Linked DNA regions of Homo sapiens: region 1 is linked to region 2. A link is a contact called in ENCODE Hi-C or POLR2A ChIA-PET data. All regions are on one chromosome and are shown on one strand. The core of a region is the stretch at or near the end of the contact, and the rest is flanking DNA. Distances in the headings are between cores, read along the strand shown.

Region 1 (6,426 bases), core at 568-3,067, 130 kb after region 2:
GCTGGGATTACAGGCGTGAGCCACTGCACAAGGCCCATTAACACAGTTTTTTAGGCCCAGGACCTGACTGAAAAGATCCAAATGCCAACTGGAGAAGCCTGGGAATCTGTATGTTTAATAGCTCACTGTGGGCCAATTCTACCCATGGGCAGATCCGAGAACCCCTGTCAAGATGGAAAGGGCCTGGGGTCCCCTCCTAGCAGCACCACTGTTGTGTGAGTCTCAGAGTCTCAGGTCTGGACCTTTGTCCCCATCTATGTAACGGGGGTGATGATCCCAGCTGTCCTTTCTCACCCATCGTGCAGTTGTGAGGATGATGTGCTTGGGGCAGACCCAGCCCCACCCATGACCCAGGAGCCAAGGCCACCCCCCAAGGTCAGCAGTGTATAGCACTCACTAGACAGCGGGTGCAGCCAGTTCTGCTAGGACGGCGGTTAGAAAATGCAAATTGGTTCCAAAGCATTTGACATAGTAGGGAAAAATTTAAGCATGACATAAACTTGGCATTTGCTGATGTACAATTTCATTCCTGAGAAACACTAGATGGGCATAGAATTCATAAAGCTCTGCACCCAGCTGACGAGCAGAGTGGAGCTGTGTAGAATATACCCTGCTCCCAACATACCGAAGCCTCGTGCACACACACTTGGACGTCCACCAGCCCCCTTGGCTCCCTGCGTGCGTTATGAGGCACCCCATCCATATCAAATCCTGTGACGTGTTATGGGCTGAACGGTGTTCTCCCCCACCCTCCCACAATCCAGATGTTCAAGTCCTAACCCAAGGAGCCAGAATGTGACAATACTATTCAAGATAGGATCTTTTTAAAATTTTTTTGAGATGGAGTCTTGCTCTGTCACCCAGGCTGGAGTGCAGTGGTGCAATTACGGCTCACTGCAGCCTCAACTTCCCAGGGCTTAAGTGATCCGCTGGACTCAGCCTCCCCAGTAGCCAGGTGTGTGCCACTATGCCTGGCTAATTTAAAATAGTTTCTTTTGTAGAGACAGGGTCTCGCTATGTTGACTAGGCTGGTTTTGAACTCCTGGGTTCAAGTGATCCTCCCACCTTGCTGGGATTGAGCCACCCCACCTGGCCTGGAGCTAGGATCTTTAAAGAGGTGATTAAGTTAAAACGAGGCCTTTCGCATTTGCTCTAATCCAACCTGACAGTGTTCTTATAAGAAGAGGACAATTGAACACTCCAGGAAACACCAGGGGTGCATGCACAGAGAGGGATGACCATGAGAGGAGGGGCAGGGGACGGCCATCTGCAAGCCAAGGAGAGCGCTTCAGAGGAAGCCCCCTGCCGGCACCTTGATCCTGGACTTCCAGCCTCCAGCACTATAGGAAAATACATTTCTGTTGGTTAAGCCACCCAACCTGGGGTACAGTAGTTCCCCCCATCTGCAGTTTCAGTTTCTGTGACTTCAGTTGCTAGCAGTCATCTGGGGTCTGAAAATAGGTGAGTATGGTGCAAGAAGATGTTCTGAGAGAGAGGGTGAGAACATTCACCTGACTTTCATTACAGGGTCTTGTTATCATTGATTTTATTAGTCATTGTTGTTAATCTCTCACTGTGCCTAATTTATAAATTGAACTTTATCATACATATGTATGTGCAGGAAAAAGCATAGTACATATAGGGTTCGGCACTATCTGCAGTTTCAAGCATCCCTGGGGGCTCTTGGAACGCATCCCCTGCAGAGAAGGAGGCAGTAGGGTACTTGTTCCAGCAGCCTTAGCAAATGAATACACAGCTTTCTGTCTGATTTCCATCGGGTCACCTTCCTTCCACCCTTTCACAATTCACAAGCCACACCCCTCCCACGCCCACTTCAGGAGCAAGCTTCAGGCCTTCCTCAAGTCAGTGCCGTATTTAGTGTAGCACTGACGCATTTCTTAACCACTCAACAGTTCTATTGTTTTTACTAGGTTCCCATGTTTTTTTAATGCATCCCTCATGAAGTTTTTGAGTGCTGCACTCCAGTGTTATTTTCCCTTATTTTTGTGCATGAGTGTGGCGATGTTTAGGAGCACATGTACCATGTTATAGCAGAACTGACAGTACTAGTATAAGCTCTTTGCCTAAATTAATTCCTTTAATCCGTATTCTTTTAACCCTATGAGGCAGCTACTATCCTTATCCCCATTTTACAAATGAGGAAACTGAGGCACAGAAAGCTTAACGAACTTGCCTGCAGTCATACAGCTAGAAGTGGGCAGAATGGTAATTTGAGCCCAAGTTCTGAACCACTGGGCTACAGGGTAGTTACATGGGTGGGCATATGGGGTACAATGCCCCCACACTGTCCTCGCCACGGGCACACCCAACCGAGGCCCGCCACCCACTCCTCGGCACCCAGTTGGGAAGGACTTCACAGCACTCCCTGCCTCCTTTAAAACCCAGTTCTATTCACAAAAGAGCACAGACTGATCAGGCTTCATGAATGTTTAATGGGATGGAACCCTCCTTGTTTTGTCAGCAACAATGAATCTTGGCTGAGGAAATTGCTACCAACGACACTGTGACTCAACAGATAATTGCAGTGCTTGACACTGAGAAGCACTCTAACTCCTTCTTTGTGAACACGTTTTGACACAGTTTGCTCCCTGTGAAGGAGCTGGCCTCCTGGAGTACCTCCCACCTGCTGCTGGGCCCACGGCAGGGTAACTGCCACCAGCTTGCTGAGTGTGGCTCTGCACAACCGCCTCGTCAATACCCATCCCACGTGGAACTGTGCAAGACACTTACATGACCAGAAAGAAGACCAGGTGACTCCTGGCTAGAGTCCTTCATTTGTTCATTTCAAAACGAAACTGAACATGGCGTGTGTCTAGGCTGGGATGGGAGAGAAATTGCCAAATGTAGGGCCCTGGTCCACATTGCACCGGGAAAACAGACATGGGGAAACTGGGGATGGCAGGAGAAGAGCTGTCAGTGGACAGGGCCACTAAGCCTCCTGGGTCAGGGGCAGAATTGGAGCAGGAGCTTGAAGGCCCCATGCGGTGTTAGCAGATAGGGAAAAGGAGAGGGCATTCTCCATGTTGGGAACAGCAAGGGCAAAGGCTGGGTGGCATCTAATGATGAATGATGTGTTCTGAGACTGGTTAAGCCCACGCTCCTTGACAGACAGGAGGGGGACACAGAGGAGGGAGAGGCGCTTTGATGAGACAGCCTTAAATGCCACCCAGGGGTTTCTTCAGACCAAAAATATTTAATACGACGAGGCCCATTATCCATAAAGCTTCGTTAAATTAGAATGCGTGATCTTTCATCCTGGGTTGACGTTTGCACGAGTTAAGTCGGAGAAGGCAAAGGTAAGGGCAAAATGCATTATTTACACTTTGCATCGAAACAACGGTCGAGAGCCTGCTGTCAACCGCCCGCTGCATCTAGACGGGGACCTGTTTGTTACTGTTTTTATTCATTTCCCTCTTAATTAATCCTCTGCAAATAACAGATTTACATCATTCTGTTGGAGTTGAAGGATCCCAACTGTAAATGAAGGTGTCTATTCATTGACATAGACCCTGCAGGAGCCATTTGTTTTGTTCATAGAATAATTATCTACTTAACTGTTAACAATATTTTAACAGAATCTCATTAATTCAAATTAAACTCTTTCAATTAACTTGTATTATTTAAGGGCCTGGGTGGGACGGCACGCAAGCTTGCATTTCTGAAGCCAGGCAGTGGGCTAAAGGTGCTCAGGCACACACCTGGTTTAATTCTTTCAACGACAACGTGTTCAAACTCCCTTGTCTTGCAGCCTGCCTCTTTGCTCTCACACCCCAGCCACGTGGCTATGCGGGGTGCGGAGCTACCATGTTCTAGTAAGACTTCCAAGTCCTAGGCCTTGTCTCTGCCGCATCTCAGCACCCTGGTCCTCCCAGTCCCAGTTGGACTGACTTAGAGGACGCAGGACCTATGCTGAGCCTCTTCCCTGAGAGATTTGGACTCAGGACTGAAGCCATGAGACCAGAACTTGGGGGTTAAAGGAGGCCTCATTTCCCGCTTGGTAGAGAAAGTCGGTCCAGACAATAAGAGAGAACTGGACAGACTGTAGAGAGGGGCAGAGGCAAAAGTACAAGAGTCAGCTATGGTGTGTGTGAAGTGTGTGGTGTGTGTACATGTGGGGGCTGTGGGCATGAGTGTGGTGCGAGTGTGCAGAATAGGTGGTATGCGTGAGGTGTGTGTGCTTGTGTGGGGTGTGGGGAATGTGTATTCAGCACATGTGCAGTGTTTATGTGTGTTTGTGTGGGGATATGATATGCGTGTAGTGTTGTGTATATGTGGGGTGTGTGTATATGTATGCATAGTGCATATGATGTGGTGTGTGTGGTGTGCATGGTGTGTACATATGTATGATGTATATGTATGTATCTGTGACATGTGGGGGCGTGTGTGTGGTGTGTGTGTGGTGTATGTGTGTGTGTGGGGTGTGTGTATGTGTATGTGTGGTGTGTGGTGTATGGTATGTTTGTGTGGGGGTGTGTATATGTGTATGTGTGGTGTGTGTGTGATCTGTGTGGTGTGTGTAGAGGATGTGTTTGTATGTGTGGTGTGGTTGTGTGTGGAGGGTGTGTTTGTGTGTGGTATATGCATCTGTGGTGTGTGTGTTGAGGGTGTGTATGTGTGGTGTGTGATGTGTGCGGAGGATGTGTTTGTATGTGTGGTGTGGTTGTGTGTGAAGGGTATGTGTATGTGGTGTGTATGTATCTGTGGTATATGTGCGGAAGGTGTGTATGTGTGGTGTGTGGTGTGTGTGTGGAGGGTGTGTGTATGTGGAGATATGTGTATATGTGTGGTGTGTGGTTGTGTGTGGAGGGTGTGTTTGTGTGTGGTATGTGTATGTATCTGTGGTGTGTGTGTGGTATGTGTATGTATCTGTGGTGTGTGTGTGGAGGGTGTGTATGTGTGGTGTGGTTGTATGTGGAAGGTGTGTTTGTGTGTGGTATGTGTATGTATCTGTGGTGTGTGTGTGGTATGTGTATGTATCTGTGGTGTGTGTGTGGAGGGTGTGTGTGTATGTGGAGGATATGTGTATATGTGTGGTTTGTGAGTGAATGGAGTATGTGTTTGTGTGTATGGTGTGTGGTGTGTGTGCGTGGAGAGTGTGTTTGTATGTATGTGTGATATGTGTTGTGTGTGTTTGTGTGGTGTGGTGTGTGGAGAATGTGTTTGTATGTATGTGTGATATGTGTTGTGTGTTTATGTGTGCTGTGGTGTGCTATGTGCATCTGTGTGTGTGAAGTGGGGTGTGCACTCAGGGAGTTGGTGCTGCATGGCAGGCTGGAGCGGAGAGCTGTGCCGGCCAGCAGGGCTAGGAAAGCAGTGGGCCGGCCTCCTAGTGTCAGAGGTATAGACAACCACTGCTCTTCCCCAATGTCAGTGGGAATGGAGGGGTAAACACATATGTTTGGTTGGGAGATGCGACAGAGCTGACAGCAGGCTGGACCCTGGCCGTCCACTGGCTCCCCACTCACCAGGCCTGACCTTGGGCACCAGAACGGAGAAGGAAATGTGCGTGGACAAACCTCCGGGTTACCAGAATGTGCACTTTATGAGGACACGGAGGAAACCCCCACCCACCTCTTCCTGGGCCCCTCCTGGAGTTTCAAGAAACATCTGGGAGGAAACGAGACAGGCTGTAGTTCCCACAGAGCTGCTGGGAGCAGGCCAGGGAAACGAGATCTTGATCTGTTTGGGAATCCTGTTTTTGTGCCTGGTTGGGGGCTAGGAGAGGAGATCACTTGCACAGGGCCCACCCCCACCCCCAGGTGGGACCAGCACAGGGCAGATACCTGTTCTGAACTATGGGCATCTGCTGTTGAGTTCACTGAGCACAAAAGTAATGACATGCAAACTCAAAACCATGGCATGCATAACCCCTCAAAGGTTCTTCTTCACTCAGGACTCTTCAGCATTAAAATGCATGGCCAGCTGCACCTGCGTTTCCTCTCCCCACACCCACCTGGACGGCTATTCCCTTGCGCTTGGTGGCTCCTGAATATGCCTGCTTGCCTGGGGCTCCAGGCCTTTGCACACGCTGTTCCTGCTGTCTGGCACTCTCTCCCTGCACTTCTCCACCTGCTCGTCAAATTCCTCTGGCTGCCCTCCCTAAGATAGGGGTGGCACTTCCTTTCCACTCCCTGCTATTGCAGCACCCACGACTCTGCATCCTCCTGTGGGCATCTGGCACATGGCAGGTGTTCAGTAAGCATATCATTCATTCATTCATTCTGTCCTGCATATTGGTTCACTAGAAGAATGGATCAAAAAGCCAGGCGCAGTGGCTCACGCCTGTAATCCCAGCACTTTGGGAGGCCGAGGCAGGCAGATCACGAGGTCAGGAGATCGAGACCATCCTGGCTAACACGGTGAAACCCCATCTCTACTAAAAATACAAAAAAATTAGCTGGGCGA
Region 2 (6,081 bases), core at 3,352-5,851:
GGCAGTCACATCATGTGAACTCCCAGAGGATAATGGACAGTGCAAACTGCTTAAAGAGTTTGTAACACCACAGAAAAAATAAGACAATGTATTATTTGTTTCTTTTGGTTTTTACACTCAGTTTATACAAGCTGTTCACCAGCAAGCTGTTCACCAGCAAAGTATACTGTTCCCTAATGCACAGTGTTTCTGAAACGATCTGCAGTGAAGAACCAGCTTTTCTTTTTAAATTTCCAATCCATCAGAGGCAGTTTTGTAGAATTTCATAAAAGTGAATGACTAAGAAAATGAAATTTAAAAAGTATTAAAATTCAAGCATCAATTTTATTGTATTCAGCAGATATAAAATTACTGTCAAACTGCTCTAAGAGTTTCTAAATGCTTCTTCTCAATCTTTGTACTTAACTCATGACATAGGTAAATTCTGGCACCAATTCATAGCCTATACTTTGTGTGTATATGTACATCTAATTCTCCCCAATTAGAATGAAAATAACATAACCAAAAATAGGAAATATGTATGGTAGGTTCAGAAAACTAATAGATGTATTACAAAAAATTGTGATCTGAATAAACATGCTAACTAATGCAGACAACCATAAGAGGAAAAGAAATTCAAAGATATAAACACATTATTTGAAATTCCTGCCAGGTTATTGAAATACATTATCAACAACTCCTTTAACAGTATCCCTTACTCCTTACATTTTCTTGTCAATGTGGAGAAAACCAGATATAATTCCTCTATGATTTCACTAAAAAAAGATCACTGACAGTTACATAATAGCATACGGATGTTGCACTCCCTAGATGGGTGCATAAGCGGCTGAAGAATTAGCATCTACTGTGTGCTGGTTGATAAAACTGCCATTTTTAATACAAAGTCTCTTACCAACAAGCCAGTAAGAGAGGGAGGTATTATTTCCATTTTACGAATGAACATACTGAAACTTTTAAAAGTTAAATAACTTTCACAAAATATACATCCACAAAGTGGGCAGAAAAGAAACCAAGTCTCCTCGGCAAAATGGCTGATTCTAGGGCCAGGCAGGGAGAAATACAAGAGCCCAGAGCACCCTGTGGTATCACAAAGAAAGTGCTCAAAAACAAAAGGATGAGGGTATGTCAAAGGGACACGGGTGCTAAACTCGAAGAGCTCCCAGTGGCCACCGCTGCAACAATTTGAGCAACAAATAAATAACACAGTATTGGATTATGGCCCAAAGTATAAAATAAACATGAAACCACCAACTGAAATACATGATTCAATTAATAAATATAAGTAGACAGTTACATAAAAAGGATAAACCAGACAAGTTTTCCTTACAGAAGAATTCCAAATACATATAGATATATCCCTCTCCAGCAAGTGGAGATTAATCCCTCCCTACCAGGGTGGGCTAGACTTGGAGACTTCCTTCCAAATAGAGTAAGAAAAGGGAAACAGTGTAACTTTACAGTAGAGAAAGCAGACAAACACTATCACAATCCATTGATGAAGATGAACATGACGAGTGACGTTTTGTGGTTGATACCATGAGAGCCCCCTGATATAATGTGACTAGAAGAGCAGGTCACCTCCATGGTATTCTTCCATATCCGATCACCCCAGTACAACCCCAAGAACATAAGAAAAACCCAAATGGAGGGGCATTCACCAAATACCTGACCTGTACTCCTGAAGACTGTCAAGGTCATCAAAAACAAGACGGAAACTGAAAAACTGTGACAGACCAGAGGAAACTGGGTAGATACTGACAACTAAATGTGATATGACACCTTGGATTAAAGACATTATCCCTTACTGTCTAGTGGTTAGAAAAAAATAAAAATAAATTTTTTGAAAAAGAGGACATTAGTAGAAAAGCTGTCAAAATCCAAATAAAGTCTGGAGTTAATAGTAATGGGCCAATGTTAGTTTTCTTAGTTGTGACAAACACTGACATGAGATAATATCAATGGGGGAAACTAAGTGAGGGGCATATGAGAACTCCGTACCATTTTTCCAACTTTTCTGTAAATCTCAAATTATTCCAAAATAAAAAGTTATTAGGAAAAAAAGGGGGAGGGGTAGAGACAGGATGTGAACCCAGGTTTGTCCAATGCCAGTATCACACAATACTAGTATATTACACGGTGAAAAGAACACTGGACTTGAGACTGGAAGCCATTTTCTGCCACTTGATATGTGTGTAATTTGGGGGAAGGTCACACACTGATGCTTGTTTTCTTCCTCTGTAATATGGAAAGAACATCTACTTTCCTCCCCTATGGAGTGTTGTGAATATGTCTTAAATATATATAACTTAGAAACCCCTATGTAAATATAAGGTACAAAGAAACCCATAAACATAAGACTGTGCACATACCTACACTACATATAGAAGTGGCTGTGATTTATTTTTTTTAATTAGGAGAGTAGAAAACTGCATGTATATTACAATAGCTTATATGCCCATGAAACTATTCACTATAGAAGGGTTTTTCCTCCCATTAAACTGATGGAAGGAAAGAATCTGAATTTCAGGAAGTTTTTCTAAGCTTATTAAAAAGCTTACTGGAACAAGACCTCTATTGTATATTTAATTAGCTGCTCATAAAGTCAACCCTCAGAGCACTCTTGATTCATCATACAGCACTAAATTCCAGTCACATTTTATGAAAGTTGATCACAATTCATCTGATCCTTAAAGTCAATAGGAAGTAACCGACTGATTCTGGATAAACCTTTTCAGGCTAATATTCCTGCAATAAAAACTGGCACATCTTTACCTAAAAATACATGCAGAAAACAGGAGGAAGGCGGAAAATACACCCCCATTTCTTCTCTCCAAGCCCCAGAAAATTTATTTAATCCTTATATAATCCTAAATGGAGACGGGGAGTATGTCCATAACTAGGCTTACAACTGCGCCAGCATTAAACTTTTTTGACTCCCAAAATGCTTTTTCCCTGCCCTAAGAAATAATCCCTCCTTAGTCACGCTCTCCCAGGTCCGTCTCCTGGCAATCTTCCTGCTGTAAAGCACTGGTTTTTAGTGTTCTGTGATGCCCAGGGGCATTACTATGATAGAAAGAACTGGAAACTAGGAGTCAGGATATTAGGATTCTAGAATTGTCTCTGCCATTGACTAGCAATTTAACTTACAGCAAATCACTCTCTCTCCTGAGGCTCTTTCTCATTTTTACAAAAATAAGTGGGTTGGATTAGATAGTCAGTGAGGTCCCCTTCCAATCTTCAACTTCTAATTTAAATGTAATTTGGTCCCTAAAGTTATTTTCCTTTGTATTCATCAGAAGGATCAGGCTCAATGACTATGAAAATTACCAGACTAAAAACTGCCAGATGATGACCCTCGAGTCCAATTTCTCGTTACTCAAAAAAGTTTTTAAAACCCCTAAACATTCAGAAGCAGTTAAGCGCGTGTGCGCGTGCGTGTACGCGCGCGCGCGCGCACACACACACAAAGAAAGAAAAAGAAAAAAAAAAATCCCAAATTACCTTAGGAAGCAAAGCTTAGTTTTTCCTAAGAGATCACTACTTGCAGAAAAGTTAGGGATCAACTGTGGCCAATTAATGGATCTCATAGAAAAGTAAATTGATTTAAGTACAAAATAAGGACCTTTTTTGGCAGAAAAAAATAAGAGTATCTATCTACAAACCAAAAGGACCATACATTAAGTGACCATCTGACAGAAATCTGAAGTATAGCTCCCTGGCTGGTTCTAAATTAGAAAAAAAATCTTTCATTGAAGGGAGAAAGAGTAGGAATCCACGGCCTAAAATTTGGATTCAATATCACCTTTGCTAATAGTCTTAGAACTTTCCCCAACATTCTTATTCTCTTCTGATTCACAAAATTTTAATATGCAGTCTATGAACCAACCCAAAATAAATTCAATTGTTCTAAACTTTTTGCACTGTGGCCTTGAAAACTTTATTTTTGGAGACAAAGTCTGGCTCTACTGCCCAGGCTGGAGTGCAGTGGTGCCATCTCAGCTCACTGCAACCTCTGCCTCCCAGGCTCAACTCATCTTCCCACCACAGCCTCCCAAGTAGCTGGGACTACAGGCATACACCACCACCGGCTAATTTTTGTATTTTTTCTAGAGACAGGGTTTCGTTGTGTTGCCCCTTGTGAACTCAAACAATCTACCTGCCTCTGGCTCCCAAAGTGCTGGAATTACAGGCACAACCCATCATGCCCAACCTAGCCTTGAAAAGTTGAATCCATATTTTTAAGAGAAAAAAATCAACATTAAAAAATTAGTCACAATACCCAGATAAAATTTCTCCTAAGACTACCTGAGGGGAACACTTGGTGTGAAATGCTTAACACAATGTCTAACACATAGTTAAGGATTAATAAATATCTGAATTGAATCTAAAATTGAATATAAAACAATGCTTTACTTAAATGTATACTGATTTTTTTAAAAACCATACTTGTCCTCCATTTTAGGTAGATTAGAATAGATTAGCATCCTTTAAGAAAAAAATATCAGCCATATGAAAAGCAGCCTTCTGGAAAACATCCTCTCTGTCAATCCCAGGACAGCATGACGTATCAGCAATGATGGCGCCAAGTCAAGGACACTTACATAACCCTCATGCTAGCTCTTACAGCTGCTGCAGCGCATCACATCACAACACAGGACGCCTCCCTGTTCTCATGTGAAAGGAGTCAACTTACAGATTTACCTGTTTAAGACAACTGCTGTGTATCTTCTTTCCACAAAAATAATTCCGCACAAAATGTTGGTAAAAGGAGAAGGAAAATTTGTCTCTGGCTTCTCTTTTTCTTCAATTTCTTCATCCTCATCATCATCCTCAGAATCACTCCATGACACATAATTATCCTGATTTCTATTATTATACCACTCAACGCTTTCAAACTGCTGTCGCTCATATGGTTTATATTTGCGTAAGATTTCGAGCAGTTTGATTACTTTAGGAGTTACAAATTTCAGGTCAAGTGAGGCAGGTGAGAAGTGCTCTTCACATAGTGCATGTATTTTCCTTAGGAAAGTGTCTGTAAACAATAAAAATTTCCTGTGCAGCTCCTCTTGCTCATGTTTGATGTATTTCTGTAGTTCTCTTACCATCATTCCAGCTACTTTATCTGCACACCAGGGTCCCAGAACTACCAATACGGCACGACAGTCTGATAGTATCTACAAAAAAAAGAAAAGAAAAAACCTAATGCCAAATAATAATAATGTAGCATTTTCATGTGGGGTTTAACTGGGATTTCAGTTGTTCTCAAATGGCTCCTTAAATGTAACCCAGCCTTAGGTTAAGTCCCTGAAGGTGGGGGGAGAGGCCATTAGCCTTTTCAAGCTCATTTCGTATGTATATGCCTAGAACCATCTCCTTTTTTCAATAAAATAATCAAACAGAAATTAAAAGATGCAATTGTATGAGGTTAATGAAGCTTATTTTTAGATCTGTAATTAGTTAAAACTATACCTGAGTCATTTACTTCCTGCCAAATTACATAAAATTTATGTAGCACAGTAATTTAACTTTAGGCATCAAGGAAGAGCAATACAGTTTTCCTTGAACTTTATGTACAATATTCTCCAGCATTATATGTTTTCCACTATACTGACTAGAAACTGTGGATGAATTTTGGTCGATCTACAGTCAGCACCTCTGGATGCCACGGTGAGACTGTTGTAAAAACACTGCACAGCTGTCTCTATCATCATTTCTTTTTTCTTTCTTTCTTTCTAAACAGTAGGAAAGGCCTTTATTGGTTGGAAGTGGAAAAGGAGCTAGGACAGCTGCACTGGGGCAGCCTCCACACACTCTGTCACAGTTCTCCAAAAGCCCCTGTTATCCGATTTCAATGAAAACACCACCACAAGGTCAGGGCTCCTCAACATTAACATCTCAGCTAAATTCAGACTCTGATCCTGGACCCTCCCAGAGTGCTGCATCTTACAACTCTAATTGAGAGCCGAAAGTCAATCCATGGCCAGGGTGTAACTGAGGAATTGAGGGAGAGGGAGAGAGGCAGAGAGGCAGAGAGGGAGAGAGGGAGAGGGAGAAGGTCGGGGGAGGGAGAGGGGAAAGGTG

The links. A loop is a pair of places that touch in the nucleus more often than their neighbours do. ChIA-PET counts read pairs that join two places held with the same protein, here RNA polymerase II (POLR2A). Pooled maps may share reads with other maps.
Region 1: a loop to region 2 is called in a map with no recorded cell type, with 4 times the contacts of the local background. The contact joins two enhancer-like sites. A Hi-C loop is called at or near these places in 2 of 37 single-sample maps with no recorded cell type and 1 of 50 pooled maps. POLR2A ChIA-PET finds 5 or more read pairs at or near these places in 3 of 52 experiments (OCI-LY7, activated CD4-positive, alpha-beta T cell and activated CD8-positive, alpha-beta memory T cell).

What each region holds. Positions count from the first base shown.
Region 1 is chr14:95,253,879-95,260,304 of GRCh38, forward strand. All of the region lies in intron 1 of CLMN (calmin), which reads right to left. Among named protein-coding and RNA genes, the nearest start is that of CLMN, 63 kb to the right of the region's middle. RefSeq lists enhancers at 1-285, 286-1,211, 1,212-2,137, 4,869-5,540, 5,522-5,591 and 1 more. Within about 2 kb of position 1,818, at least 7 of the 41 ENCODE cell types and tissues checked have a DNase peak (open chromatin) inside an H3K27ac peak, as active enhancers do.
Region 2 is chr14:95,119,495-95,125,575 of GRCh38, forward strand. It overlaps DICER1 (dicer 1, ribonuclease III), which reads right to left. Exons shown (of 27, transcript NM_177438.3): 8 at 4,702-5,174. Among named protein-coding and RNA genes, the nearest start is that of MIR3173, 15 kb to the right of the region's middle. Within about 2 kb of position 4,602, at least 4 of the 41 ENCODE cell types and tissues checked have a DNase peak (open chromatin) inside an H3K27ac peak, as active enhancers do.